Linked DNA regions of Mus musculus: regions 2 and 3 are each linked to region 1. A link is a contact called in ENCODE Hi-C or POLR2A ChIA-PET data. All regions are on one chromosome and are shown on one strand. The core of a region is the stretch at or near the end of the contact, and the rest is flanking DNA. Distances in the headings are between cores, read along the strand shown. Region 1 holds the start of Dusp5 (dual specificity phosphatase 5). Region 2 holds the start of Smc3 (structural maintenance of chromosomes 3). Region 3 holds the start of 4833407H14Rik (RIKEN cDNA 4833407H14 gene).

Evidence for each region. A loop is a pair of places that touch in the nucleus more often than their neighbours do. ChIA-PET counts read pairs that join two places held with the same protein, here RNA polymerase II (POLR2A).
Region 2: POLR2A ChIA-PET joins it to region 1 with 20 read pairs in Patski. The contact joins the promoter of Smc3 here to the promoter of Dusp5 in region 1. POLR2A ChIA-PET finds 5 or more read pairs at or near these places in 3 of 5 experiments (Patski and embryonic stem cell).
Region 3: a map of v-Abl transformed pro-B cells shows a loop between it and region 1 (2.7-fold over the local background). The contact joins the promoter of 4833407H14Rik here to the promoter of Dusp5 in region 1. A Hi-C loop is called at or near these places in 1 of 37 maps with a recorded cell type or tissue (v-Abl transformed pro-B cells). POLR2A ChIA-PET finds 5 or more read pairs at or near these places in 5 of 5 experiments (Patski and embryonic stem cell).

Annotation. Positions count from the first base shown.
Region 1 is chr19:53,526,472-53,531,342 of GRCm38, forward strand. It overlaps Dusp5 (dual specificity phosphatase 5), which reads left to right and starts at 2,674. Exons shown (of 4, transcript NM_001085390.2): 1 at 2,674-3,225. The coding sequence starts at 2,847.
Region 2 is chr19:53,598,104-53,602,974 of GRCm38, forward strand. Smc3 (structural maintenance of chromosomes 3) reads left to right here and starts at 2,293. Exons shown (of 29, transcript NM_007790.3): 1 at 2,293-2,451; 2 at 3,380-3,455. The coding sequence starts at 2,437.
Region 3 is chr19:53,458,257-53,463,127 of GRCm38, forward strand. 4833407H14Rik (RIKEN cDNA 4833407H14 gene) reads left to right here and starts at 2,366. Exons shown (of 2, transcript NR_167900.1): 1 at 2,366-2,563; 2 at 3,460-4,475. All of the region lies in intron 2 of Mirt1 (myocardial infarction associated transcript 1), which reads right to left.

The DNA.
Region 1 (4,871 bases), core at 1,424-3,923:
ATCACATCCATGTGTCTCCATCACATCCCTGTGTCTCCATCACATCCCTGTGTCTCCATCACATCCCTGTGTCTCCATCACATCCCCTTGGACCTTTTCTTTCTAAATCTTCTCCCATTCACGTGACTTCTTTCCAGCTGTAACCACTGCCTGCCAAGTTCAAGCAAGTCTTTACCGGCTCAGGCCTGGATTATCCATGAAAACTTGCTGTCCCTGTCCCTGACCTCAGTCTGGATCCCACTCCCACTCTCAGATAAAGCCTCCATCCTCCACAGAGCCACTTCCCTGATGACCTCAAATGGTAATTCAACCAGGTCACTAGGACCCAGTGCATAAGGTCCAAATGTCTCAAATTCTCTTTAGTTTTTAAGAATGGGACACATTTTCATTGGCTCCAGTGGGAAAAGACAAATGGGTTGGGCAGTGTGTAGCCTGAGACATCAGGCCTCGTGGGACAAGGTGACAGGATATTTTCTTTGTTGTAGCTTCCAGGTATGTAATTCATGCCTCTTGAAGGAGGGCAATCCAGATTGGCTGGTGTGCAATTCTAGGACCTTAGTGTGAGCCACCGTGAGCTGAACTTTCAGGGGAGCAATCTCTGCTGTGTAGATTGGGGCAGTCTGGTCCTAGGTGAGGGTCTCAGGGTTACTAGGCTGTGCCTCTATGGTACCATTCCAACCTGGCCTAACCTGCATCATGATTTCAGGGCAGCCTGCAGCTCTCTAGGAAGAAGGTGCCACCCAGAATGTTTCATGGGCTGTGGGGATGGTGGGTGAAGCCTCAGACGCTGAGTTTGATCTGTAGGTCCCTCATGGTGGAAGGAAAGAAAGGGTCCCTTGTAAACTGACCTCTGACCCCCCCCCCCCCACACACACACACATGCAAACTGACAAAGTAAATAAACAGAAGCACAATGAAGTGAAGACAAAACCATGGGTTTGCAGAAGTGTTAATTTCTCTCTTCTGAGGGGGAGTCTTTCAAACACCTCCAGGCATAACAGGCTGGGTTGTTTCCTTCACAGCAAGTGGTTTCTACTCATTCTTGGAAGTTTGTCTCAGCTCTCATCGGCTGAGAAACTTTCTCCACTTCCACCACAGCCCACACACCATGGGTGTGCAGACACAGACACTTACAGAGGCCCGAGATGGGACCAGGCCTCCTCCCTGGGCTGGGGCTGATGGATTGGAGTCCTGCTTCCAGCCGTGTTACCAAGCGTCTAACACAAGACTGGCTGGTGCCGGTGCTGGGTATTCTTCGTGAGGCTTGAGATGAAAGACGTGGGTGGAGCCTGCTAGCTACAGCTTTGGTGTTTTTTTGTTTGTTTGTTTGTTTTGTGTGGGGGGTGGGGTGGGTGCGGGCGTCTATATTGCTTAGATTGGCCTCGGGTTTTTGATATTTTTTTCTCAGTCTCAAAGATGCTAAAATTACAGGCCAGCCACTGAATACTCAGGACAGAGTATACAGTGATTGAATCGATTGCTTGAATGAAGATATGACCCAGAAGCAATGCCAGCCATTATTGTTGCTGGGCTGATTGATTGGATAGCAGAATGTGATTTCTGCTTTCTCCTTAAAAAAAAAAATCTCATCCACTTATGGGGGCTGTAAATGGATGCAAGGGTTTGGTTTGTTTTGTTTTCCATGAAAAGATAACAGTGAAATAGTTGGCAAAGGATTTGTAGGCAGAACGCATTTGCATCCCACGTGCCCTGACAGCTAGCAGAGCCCTCAGTAAATACTTGCAGAGGGGACAAATCACACTTAATTTTCCGGGAATGGGGGCAGGCAGCATGAAGCTCCCGAGAGAATAGCGGGGGCAGACAGCCTGGGATTACATTTTATCCACCATAATCCCACAAATCCAGAAGCCACCCGGACAACAGTTTAACTGGACTGAGCCTTACAGCTCCCCACAAGCTGCCCAGAACCACAGAGCTCCCGAGTCGGTGTATTGTTCGGGGGTGGGGGTGGGGCTTTTTGTTTTGTTTTGTTCTTTGAGGCAGGGTCTCACTATGAAGCTCGGGTGGTACATTGGAGAGAGCAATCTTTGGAGAGAGCCAAAAGGGGACTGTCAATCATCCGAAGTAGAATCCACTTGACGTCTCCGGCTCACCCATTCACAACTCCTCCTTTTTACTCTCAGGAACTTTTATTACGGAAAATTAAAAGGTAACAAAAGTGGGGGTAACGTGTTAGAAAGAAGCCCCCAGTATCAAGATGACCAAGCCACGCCGCATCTCGGCTCATCTCAGAGGCTAAATCTCCTTGCAAACGCAGACACAACCGGGAGCGACCGGAATCCGGGATTCACCGGGAGGCCCCAGGGGCTCCGTAGCGCGGCCACGGTCACCTCCTCTTCCCGCACGGCGTGGGTCACCTCGGCCTGGTGGCGTTCCTGACACTCCACCGGTAGTCCGGGGTGATGCGTGAGTGAGTCTCTCGGCGCCGGGCCCCCCGAGAGAGGGAGCGATCGCCCGCCACTTCCTCTTTCTCGCTCTAAGACGCCCTCTCTCCAGCCTGCTCCTTGGGTGGAGGCGGGTGCCCGCAAGCTCCACCCATGGGCGTGGTCAGCCAGGGGGCGGGGAAATACCCATATTTGGCCTTATATGGGCACTCACGTCACAGGACGCGCACTCATTCACATAAAACGCTGCGCTGCCGGCGGAATCCCCAGCTTTCTGGGGCAGCGAGCGGCGGGGCCGGGAGCCCAGCGAGCGGGGCGTGGAGAGCGTCGCGCGGCCCCTCGCGCCGGGCTCCGTTTGCAGGCCACAGCCCCCGCGAGGTGGCCCGCCCGTCCTCTGGCAGCTGTGGGGCGCGCAGCGTCGGGCCGCTGGGTGGCAGCGGCATGAAGGTCACGTCGCTCGACGGGCGCCAGCTGCGCAAGATGCTCCGCAAGGAGGCGGAGGCGCGCTGCGTGGTGCTCGACTGCCGGCCCTACCTGGCCTTCGCCGCGTCGAGCGTGCGCGGCTCGCTCAACGTCAACCTCAACTCGGTGGTGCTGCGGCGGGCCCGGGGCGGCGCGGTGTCGGCGCGCTACGTGCTGCCCGACGAGGCGGCCCGCGCTCGGCTGCTGCAGGAGGGCGGCGGCGGTGTGGCGGCGGTGGTCGTGCTGGACCAGGGTAGCCGCCACTGGCAGAAGCTGCGGGAGGAGAGCGCCGCGCGCGTCGTGCTCACCTCGCTGCTGGCCTGCCTGCCCGCCGGCCCGCGGGTCTACTTCCTTAAAGGTGAGTTCGTCCGGGAGCAGACTGCCCTTTGCCACCCTCCCTTGCTCCCCTGCACCCTGTGTTACCAGGCCCCAGGGTTACCTCCCTGCATGGGAACTCTGGACCGGAGAAAGTCACCACTTGCGGGAGTATGCACCCCGGGGTTTGACGTGCGCTTGGGAGGTCCTTGCAACACGTCAGCGCCCAGGGCTTCCTTCTCCCCACCCGCCTTTCCTCGAAAGCGTCTGGCATCCTGTCTGTCCTCTGGGTTGGGTGGGCTGGGAAGGTGCTGCGGGCGGTGCTCCCTAATAGTTCCGGGGGCCCAGAGCTCATGCTGGTCATTGGCGCCGTTGGCAGGCCACGGGGGTCGGAACCTTTCTGTACAGATCAGCGCGATCAAACAAGTTGAGACCCTCCCCCAGGAGAGTGGCGCCGCGGTGTCCCCTTTCTTCCCGCCTAGACAATTAGAGCACGTTAGGCTGTGTCTTGGTGGGCCTCTTGCCTTTTTGACCCTGGCAAGTCCCTCCCCTTCCTCTCCCTTTATTGCTTTTTATTGTTATCCTCCAGCCTCCTCCTCCTCCTCTCCCCAAATAGGCCGTTCTCAAGCTTAATTTGGGAACTGACAGCTTTCCCACCCCTTTCATCCTGTCATCCCCAGCAGGGGATTATCCTCAGAGACTACCAACCGGCCAACCTAGTTAAGAGAGGTGCTGCAGAGGCTGCAAAGATTCAGAGGAGATTCTGAGGCCTTTGATTTTAGGCCTCCGAGAGCTGCCTGCAGGCCCGACTTATTTCACCTGCTGTCGAGATAACTTTGGCTTCCGGTTGTGGGTGTGTGATTACTCTCAAACCCCACATCATTGATTTCTGGGTCATTTCCTGTGACTGCTCCTGCCTTCTAACCTCAAAAGTATGGGAACACTGGCCTGGGTGCAGGGGAGAGAGCTCTCAGATAGGGCCCCAAAACTCTGATGACTTGTCCAGGAACTCTGTTACGGTTCAGAATTCAGGTGCAGTGAGCTGAAGACCCAGTGTCAAAGCCATGCAAGTTGGAATTTCACACACTGTAGGCCAGGAAGATCCCAAGGCAAGTGGGTAGCTTCCCAGCTAATTAACACCTCTTGCTAACTGTTCCTTGTTGATCCCATTGGGAGATAACAGGTGGATGTTGCTGCAGCCCAGCTGCAGAATCTGCAAGGGTGGGTGGCCTTTTCTAAGCTCTGCAGCGGTCTCTCTCTCACTGTTAAAAAAATGAGGTAACATGTGTCCAGGTGACAATCTGAATAGCCCCAAGGGTGTTTAAGGAGATGTGTGTCTTCAGCCCACCCTAAAACCTAGTTCCTCCCCAGAAGCAACACCAATGAATTCTTCTTGGATAGTGTCTCCCATGGATGGCTTTTAAAAACAGATTGAGCCCATGTCATACCAGATCCTGCCTCTTTTCTTGGAGATCTTGGAGACATCCGTGTTGCTGCATGGTAGTGCCTTCGTCATAACCACTAGGCTGCTTCCAGTCTGGCTGTGTGAAAAGCCGTTACGGAGAGGGTAGATGTCCTTGCCGGTTGCTCTGGCATTGTGGGGTCTTGTCCTTCATTCAGACCGTGAAAGCTTAAGCGTGAAAGAGATATGCCTATGGTATTTGATAGATATTGCTGCCCTTATGACAC
Region 2 (4,871 bases), core at 1,043-3,542, 71 kb after region 1:
AGGATTAAAGGCTTGCGCCACCACGCCCGGCTTCAATAGTATTTTTTTTTAGATTTATTTATTTATTTATTTATTTATTATATGTAAAGTACACTGTAGCTGTCTTCAGACGCACCAGGCACCAGAAGAGGGCATCGGATCTCATTACGGGTGGTTGTTAGCCACCATGTGGTTGCTGGGATTTGAACTTCTGACCTTCGGAAAAGCAGTCGGGTGCTCTTACCCATTGAGCCATCTCACCAGCCCCCTTCAATAGTATTTCTTTGTGGCGTCTATTTCACTTTCATTTTATATCGCTTGATACTTAGTAATCTGTGATAACTGTTAAAAGCCAGGAGAGCCAGGCACTGTGGTAAGAACTTGGCCTCTGTGCATTTTCCCTTCATAAGATTTGGTTACTTTGTGCAAAATAATTGAAGAGAGCAATAGTAACAAAATGAAATTCTTCATCTCTTAGATTTTACTATCATGGAGAGAGACAATAAATATAAACAAGGCAATAGTCTAAAATCACTTATTTGATATTGTAGAGATTTAAAAAAAAAAACCTTTTTCCCCTATTTATATGATTATACAAGCTAACTGAATAAAGTTCATAAAATGTGTAAAGGCCTAAGAAGGAAAGTAAAAATCTCATTGTAGTGGAAACCATCATAAAAGTTCTGGTGACTTCACTATTATTGAAAAATAGGGTCTCCTTCAAACCCACTAAGCAGTAGATGAATTTGAACTTTTGATCTTGCATCCACCTTCCCAGGGTTCTGGGATCACAGATGTGTGCCACTAGGCTACCCAGTGCTGGGGAAGCGTCTAAGACCTCCTGTATGACAAACTAGGGCTTTACCAACTGCACTGCAAACCCAGCCGTCATCCTGAGGAACTGAATGAAGGCTTAGAATTCTGTTTATAATATACCCCAAACCCTCACAAACTGACAGGGGTAGAGGTCCTTAACTCCCAAAATGAAATTTTAAATTAAATTTCTTTCTTTCTTTTCTTTCTCTTTTAATACTTTTTCTTTTTTTTTTTTTTTTCCCTCAAACTTTGGGTGGAATTTGGCCAGAGTTTCAGATAAAGGATTCCCAGTAGGGCACAAGATTTGCCCTTCCTCGTAGACATGTTGAGGGTGAGAACTGCCTCAGGAAGCAGGAATGGTGACCAGGACCTTATTAGGTCGTCCAGGTTTGTTTGTTTATTTCCCAGTAGGCAATTTTAGAGTTGCCCAGAACTCTACTCCCTACACTGATTGTATACATTTAGCCGGGCAGTGATGGCATAAGCCTTTAATCCCAGCACTGGGGAGGCAGAGGCAGGCAGATCCTGAGTTTGAGGCCTGCCTGGTCTACAGAGCGAATTCTAGGAAAGCCAGGGCTAAAAAAAATCCTATACATTTAGGGACTGACCCTAGTACCTACCTATTTCTTTTCTTTCTCTCTCTTACTTTCTTTTCGAGACAGGGTTTCTCTGTGTAGCCCTGGCTGTCCTGGAACTCACTTTGTAGACCAGGCTGGCCTCGAACTCAGAAATCCGCCTGCCTCTGCCTCCCGAGTGCTGGGATTAAAGGCGTGCACCACCACCCCGGCTCCTTTTTTTTTTTTTTTTTCTTTTTTCTTTTTTTTTTAATTTACCTATTTCAAGAAATTTATTTGTGGCAATTGTACAGGTCTTTCTATAAGGAGTTTAAAGTCATCCTTAGCTACAAGGTGAAATCGGGGCTTGGAAAACTAAAGACAACCTCCCTAAATCAATCCCTTCAAATGTCCTAGCGTCCTCCAGTTCTCTCAGAGCCGTCAGGAGGCTCGGAACCAGCAGGAGGCGCTCTGAGCTAATAAAGAGAATAATGGAAGCGCGGAGGTTCTGAGCTCAGAACCCCAGGCAGTCACAATGAGACCTACATTCAAGTCGGGCGCTAGGCTGACAGGCCACGTCCTTTTTAAGCGGCCCGGCGACCACGTGACCTCCGGCGCGCTCGGCGATTGGCTCCGCTCGTCTCACTCCAGGCTTTGGCGCCGAGCAGGCCCCGCCCCTCACGGGCGCGACCATAGTCCGTGCGTCCGGAGGTAGTTCCTGCCGGCCTCTGGAGCGGGGCTCCTCCGAGTCGGACTCCCAAGTGATTCTCAGCAAAACAAGAGGATAAGAAAATCCTTTTCTCAGATCAGGTCCGTCTAAGAGGGCCGCGGGAGAGGGGCCTTTCCTACGCGACAGAGTGGAACCGGCCCAGACTCCCCCTGCGATCCGCATCGCTTCCATCGTGGTTCCGCCCGACGCGCGGGCCCCGCCTCCGCGGCCGCCGCCATTTTGTTTGGCCACAGGGGGAGCGAGCGGGAGCGAGCGGAGCGCTGTGAGGAGGGGGCTGTCTTGCTCGTCTTCCGAGCCTGCGGCCGCGCTGCTGCGGTGCTGAGGCGACGCCTTCCCCCTGCCGAGGGGCGCGGAGCCATGTACATCAAGCAGGTAAGGGCCGTGAGAGGCGGCGGGGTGTCCCGGAGCGCGCCGCGGGTGGGTTAGGGCCGGCCTGGGCTTGGGGGGGCGGGGAGGAGCGGGGCCCTGACGAGCCGAGCGCCGGGCTGCAGTCGGCGCTTTCCCCCGGGGCGCGGTGCGTGGAGCCGAGCGGAGCCGAGCGGGACCGGGCGCGGCGGGCTGCAGGCGGAGGCCCGGCTTCCTCGGGCGCCGCGGGCTGCTGCGAGCTGCTGGGAGGCCGCGTCGTTCTGCAGGCAGGCATGGCGGTGCATGGACCGCCTTCGCGAGGCCCCGGGCTGGGCTGCAGGCTCTCTCCGCCTTGCCTCAGGCTTTGCCCCAGCAGGGCGGACCCTCGCAGCAGGTCGCGTCGCGCCTGCTCACTCGGTTGTTTACTTCTGTCAAAATGCTCTTCCCGCGCGCGAGCGCCGAGCCCCCGGGACACGCGCTGGGCGACGTTTTTCTATTGGACGGGTCAGGCTCGGAGCGTTGCGATCCTATCTATCCCCTTTTCACTTAATTTTTATTATCTTATTTCTTTTTCTCAATGGACTCATTGGGGCTGGCCAGTGGTTTGACTGAAGGATGCCCTCTCACTGGGCTCGCAGGCTGGCAAGCTGCGACCAGCTCGCTCGCCCGCCCGCTCGCCTGCCTGCTGTCTGGACCTTTACTGTCGTGCAGAGCTCGGGGTCGAAGCCGCTGGGTTTGGAGAGCTTCTCCCAGAGCAGCCCTGCACCAGCAAGGGTTGCAGGCCATGTCGGAAGGGGTTTAGCGAATCTTTAACTTGCTTGCTCCCGATCGCAATGGTCTCCGCCGAGTGGACCGTTTCTGTCTTGCCTTGCGTGAGAAGCAAGAGACGGAGAAGGAAAGAATGTTGCCCTAGAAGTGCTTTCTGTGTTCTCAAGGGTTGTCTCTTCTTTAATAGGTGATCATCCAGGGCTTCCGAAGTTACCGAGACCAAACAATTGTAGATCCCTTCAGCTCCAAACATAATGTCATCGGTAAGTAAGTGTTCTTGGTTTACCATGTTAGACTTAGAATTGCTACCGATAGACGTGACAGGCCAGGGGAGACGGGAGTTGTCTTTGAATGTTAATATTCCTCCATGGGATTACCTGTTTCGTGTCTGCACCGATGAATTGCTTATTTTATAAAAATAAAATTTTTGTGTAACTCAGACGGATAAATCATTTTGGAGCCCAGTGGTGTAAGTTAAGTAGTGGAATGTTTGCCTAGCGTGTGTGTGTGTGTGTGTGTGTGTGTGTGTGTGTGTGTGTGTAGGATGTTGATGATGTGTCTTCATTTCAGAACCTTTTACATGAGAGGGTGTCGCCTGTTTTGTTCTTAGTCCATCACTGTTACTTTCTTTGAAGGATGGCTTATTTGCAGATTGTGGTCTTTTTCCCTTGCCAATTTCTTTGTGAGTGTGAGTTTTTATGAGAGACGTGAACAGACACTACCTGTCTCAGAAGGCCATTGGAAAGAGTAAAGAGAAGGGATATGGAAATTTGAGATTAAAGCTCACATGATTGTTGCCATTAACAGTACTTAGTTAAGGTTTTTTTGGTGTTTAAAGTCTCCGTTTTGCTGAGGAAACCACGTGCCACTGAATTTTGAAGGATGGATGAAGTTAGTGCTAGACTTGAGAGGTTCTGGCATTGGTGGTTTGACTGTTACAGTGTCCTAGTTGCAGTTTGCTAGGCCAGCCAGATGAGGTACTCTAGACAGTGGGCTAGGTGGTCCTGGAGAATAGAGGTTGGGGTTTCTGGTACCAGCAGGAGTGAATTCTGATGGGGCCTCATCGGGACCTTATCTAGCACTGTCAGTACAGGATAGGTGAGATCTGCGAGCAGACTTAGTCGAGGGGAAAAAAATGCCAGTGTTCACAGAAGGCCTTTAGAGAACAAGGCATTATTTACATAACATATGAAAGAAAACAACGAAGGAAATCCAGGAGTGGTTACTTAGTTCCAGCTACTCAAGAGGCTAAAGTGAGAGGACTCTTGAGTTGAGGAATTGAAGATGAATGTAGTCTGTGGCAGGACGGTTGGAGGCTAGGCTCTTTCTGCTGTTGGTACATGGGCTGCCCCCTTTGTGAGAGTAGAGTAGCCTGCTGTTTGTTCTCCTTGTGCTTGAGCTACAGAGGGTGCTAACCGACTAACTCGCAGCACAAGCATCTCCATTGTACTGGGCTTTTGCTGCATTTCATTATAGGAGCTTCCTGGTGTTTGCTAGTCTGAAAATCCTAAAAATGGAGAAAAAGAAATAATAACTAGGTTTTATGATATTTCTTATACTTCTAAGCTGAAAAATGCCTTAATATTTCAGTTGTGTGGTTGTCATCTGTGGAGATAGTGATTGCTATCTAGAATCATGTCTATGAGGTCTGTTAAGTATTTTTGTTTTAGTCAGATAGC
Region 3 (4,871 bases), core at 1,116-3,615, 69 kb before region 1:
CCAGTTTTCCAAGACACAGAGTCCAGCATCATACAAAACCCTCCTCGGGAAGGGGACAGAGTAATCCCAGGACTGGGAAGTCCTGAACCCCAGTCACCCACAGAAGCTGGAGGAGGCCAGGGTCCTGGAAACTAACTGCATTCTGGTAGAGCCAGCACACTGCGTCTTGCAGGGTAGGCTACAGTGGGAGGTCAGGGAAGAGCTTGGAGAAAGATGAGAGAGCGCTCCTCCAGAGCAGGGGGCAGAAGAGGGTCCTCAGCTCTGTGCCCTTCTGAGAGAGGGGGCTGTGTTGTTGTTGGTGAGTTTTTCTGTCTCCTTTTAATTTCCCCTGTCAACAACTGGTAGGACCTGTGTAGCCTCTGCTAGTGTGGTCCCTTCCTCTGACTCAGGGTCAGGTGAGGATGCTCCAGAGAGCTACCCAGAGCAGGAGCTCGGGTCCCAAAGTCTCCCCACACCAGGCAGGCTTGCTCCTCTGTGCTTCTATGCCCTGAGTACCTCCACATGCAGAGGTGTGTGGCCCTGCTGGGACTAGGGGAAGGAGCCTTGACAGCCCTCGCCCCTTGCCCCTACTTTCTTGTGCTCTGGATCAGGTTCATTCCAGAGCAGCTGGAAGGTGTCACTCCTGTTTCATAGAGAAGCCAGGGCCTGGAGAAGTCAGATTGCCCAAGAGCGGGAACAGGGATGCTCTGGAATGCTGGAGTGCATCCCTGGAGGCCCTGCTGAATTCTTCCCAGGCAGTCCGGTAAGGCGCCTTAACAGTGCACAGGGTGCTGCCATTTGAGAAGGTTCCTCAGCTGGCTGGACCCTTCGTCTGCCTGACTACCTCTGAAGTCCCTTGGCCACCCACATGCTTCATGGCCAGCTGGTTCTTGCTTCTTCTACCCTTTGTTCATGTCCTCTGTGAGCAAGGCAGGGACATTTGCCCTCCCTCCCCGCCTAGGGTATTCTGCATGTACAGTCCATACTCCTGCTGACCGGTGCGGCTAGCCCTTGCCACAGTAAGAGAGTCATGTGCTCTCTGCAGAAAGAGACAGCAGGCATTTCTTTCTACCTTGCCTGTGTCTCCGTTGGTAGCCAGAGCCCCGGAGAAGCCCCTCAGCTTTTCCTAGCAGCCCCTTCTCTAAGAGGAGTAGAGGAAGGGGCCACTTGTGTGATAGAGTGGAGGAGGAGGCTATTTTATGTCAGCCTGCCCCTGTTTACACAAGTGAATTAAAAGACTCAACTCCCTTCTAGCACGCACACCATGATTAAACTGCTGCAGATTAGGAGACTGTTAGTTTGTCTTCTAGGCTCCGCCTTACAGTTACCTGGCAACAGCCAGATGTGTCTGACTCACTATAAAAGGGGCTGCTTGCCCCTCACTCTCTTGCTCTCTTACTCTCTCACCCTCTTCCCTCTCTGTCCCTCCCCTCCCCCCTCTCTCCACGTGTTCATGGCCAGCCTCTACTCTTCTCTCTCTCCCTCCCTCCCTCCCTCTCTCTCCCTCTTCCTCTCCCTCTCTCTCTCCTCCCTTCCCAACTCCCTTTCTTATGCCTTAAATAAACTATACCCGCCCTGCGGCTGGTACCTCAGGGGGAAGGGATGCCTCAGCATGGGCCCACTGAGGCACCCCTTCCACCTCACCATACCTCATCTCTACCAAACATATCCCTGGCTTGCTTGCTCTCTTTTTCTTTGTTTCTTTGTTTCTTTGTTTCTTTGTTTCTTTGTTTCTTTGTTTCTTTCTTTCTTTCTTTCTTTCTTCCTTCCTTCCTTCCTTCCTCCCTCCCTCTCTCACTTTCTCTCTCCTTCCTTCCTTCCTTCCTTCCTTCCTTCCTTCCTTCCTTCCTTCCTTCCTTCCTTCCTTCTTTTTTATAAATCACAACAGAGACTCCGCCCACTTGCCTACAGCCACAGGCTGAAGGGATGAAGAGCCAGTTCAGCCAAACAGCTCCAGAACACTGAGTTATCTTATAAAAGTAAATTAGACCATTATCCTGTCAAACAGGTGTGAAGCCTTCACCTTCCGCAGGCATCTTGCCACCGTGGGGTGGAACCGGCCTGACACAGAGCTCTGGTTACCGGGAAGAGCTGACATAAAAGGCTACAGGGATCAACAGGGATCAGTGACAATGATGTTCAGATTCTCCGATGGAGCTTCCTCAGAAACTAGCCACACCCCTTGGACTTCAGTTTCATGGCCAATAGAGTCTGTTGTGGCATTATTCAAACAAACAAACAATAAGGTGTTCTTGAGAATAAGAGTTGGAACCTGCCCTTCCCTCCCACGTCAGCCCTGCCCTTTCACCAAACTTCCTCCTCAGAAGCCTGCCTACTCATATGCAAATTAACTTGTAAAATAGACACCCTGGGCTGCCTAGGATTTGTGTTTTGTACTCGTTCGGGATTCAGGCTGTATATGAGTTAGTGAGGACTGAAGAGAGGAGAGTTAAACAAACAAGCAAACAAACAAACACACAGGGCAAGAAAACAGGACCCAACAGCAGACGCTGACACCCTCCCGACCTGCAGTGCAGAGTGATTCCAAGAACCGCGCGCGACATTCCGTGTCTCAGGAAAGATGGTACCCACACTAAGCTCAGCCAAGAACGGCCTCCGCGCCCGCTTAATTTTCCGAACCTGTTCTTGTGGTGCTGATGGGGAGGGTGGCCGGGAAGAGAGGAGAGACCACTGATCAAGTTGCTGTTTGTATATTGGTTGATTGCTGTTTGCTGTTTGTTTATTGATTGATTTTTTTTTATTGGCCCCTGGCCGAGGATGAGCTAAGAAGCCTTTTGCATACCTTGACCTGACCTCACTTATCCTTCCACACTTCTACACCCTTTTCCTTCCTGCGCAGGGTCCTGAGCAGGTGATTCAGGCCCACATTCTCGTCATTCCCGCCTCGCTGCTCAGCCCCTTTCCTTGGCCTGCATTTCCTATTGGTCTGTATTGTGTACTGAAGCAGGGTGTTCCAACAGCCAGCTCAGAGTCTCTAGGTGTTCTGGGAAGGTAGACGGCTCAGTTTCTAGTGTGTTCTGACAGAGCCAGGCCTCAGAGTATAGCTACTGGGGCTTACCCCTGATGTGAGGGCTGAGGGTAGGGGAAGGAGGGGTGAAGAGCAGAGGAAAATCCCTGGGGCTCATGTTCCTTCCTGGGTATAATCTTCATTTCTCACTGCCCCAAGCAGAGGAATGAAAATTGAGAACGCCCATGTCCACAGACGCCACCTAGATGAACTCTGAGTTCTGACTGTAATCTGTAACAAGGTTAGCCACAAACCAGAACCACAGGGTGACACAGCCCGGGCTGTTTGTGCACTCCCCTGACCCCCAACACACACCCTAAATTATTTGCCTAGGAAAGTGGAGAGTCCAGTCCCTTTACCCAGTAAGCATTTTTTTTTTCTTCAAACTGTAGAATGCCAGGCGACCAGCCAAACATAAATTCTTTGGTTTTTTGTTTTTTTTTTTTTTCCAGGTCTAAATCAAGCAGTGCTTAGAGCCTCCCACAACGGGCCTTCAACCATATTTGGAAGAAAAGAAGGAATCCAGAGAGGAAATGGTTACCTGTGCTTACAGGCGGTCTGCACCACAAGCGCTGACTCAGCAAGAGGGAACTCTGCGTACCCCTGTCCCGAAAGCCCCTTGAGCAAGGACGTCAGAAAGAGACTAAAATGGAGGGACAGCCTCCGAGGGCCCTGGAGCAGGGTAACATGAGATCTATGACTATCTAGTCATTCGCTACCTGCATTTGAAAGCATATGCATTATTATGGTTGTCACCATTTATAGTAGTATACTTAGACGTTGTCCATCGAATCTGGACGCATACTCAATTTGAAACTAAATAAAACCTAAAGGAACATAGGTGACCATGAGGGACTCCAGGGAACATTCTCTGGGACGGAACTCTGTGAAGAGTGGAGAAGAGGCCTCTAGGATCAAGCTATTCATCATGGATACAGCCTCAGATCCAGGACCTCCACCCTCTGGTGCAGTATTTCCAGGATATTAGTGGGGGACTGTGGACCATTCAAGCCTTGGAACAAGTCTAGCCCAACCACTGTCTAACTTTGCTGCTGACGGAAGCCTGACCCAGCCCTGACCTCGTAGACCTTATAGGAATATGTTCTCAGCTCACTGCTCCACATTTCTGGCCCTGTGACCTCACCAAACAAACACCTGCCTATCTCAGAGCATTGTATCTATTCATGTTGATTTCTGTCTCTTCCTTATTAGTCTCTTGCACAAACCATGAACTGGATGAAAGCAAGAACGGGATCGTTTGGGTTCTGTGGGTGACATCAGGACTTGACTGTGGACTTGACTTGCATCTGGCACAGCCTGCTCGCCAGCTCCTATTCCCTTGCCCACCTGTTCTTTGACCTTGAACGCCCAACCCCTTTTTCTTGGCATCAGTATCGTCCTCTCTAAGAGCAGAGATTAGGATTAATAAATCTATGACGTGCTTGTCACAGGGACTAATGAGACTGTACTTAAGACTCAGCTCTGTTTTTTAGCGCGTTGGAAATAGTCAATAGGTATTAGAGGAAATCATCCCCCAAAACTCAGTAGCTAAAAACAAAACACGAAATAAGCAAGGCATGGGAGATGGCTCAGCCCTTGCAGGCTGGGCTCACAAACAAACAAAAGATTCATTATAGCCAGCGCTGGGATTATGGCTCAGTCAACCAAGCCTTGCAGATCTGAGGATATGAGTTCTGGCCCCTAGAATCCACATAAAAAGCCAAGTATAGCGGGATACATCTGTGGTCCCAGAATCAGCAGGATGGGAGACAGGAGACAGACAGAGCCCTGGTAGCCTCATGGGCTGGTTAGCCTTATGTGCCTGGAAAGTTCTAGGCCAATGAAAGACCCAAAGTGCCTGAGG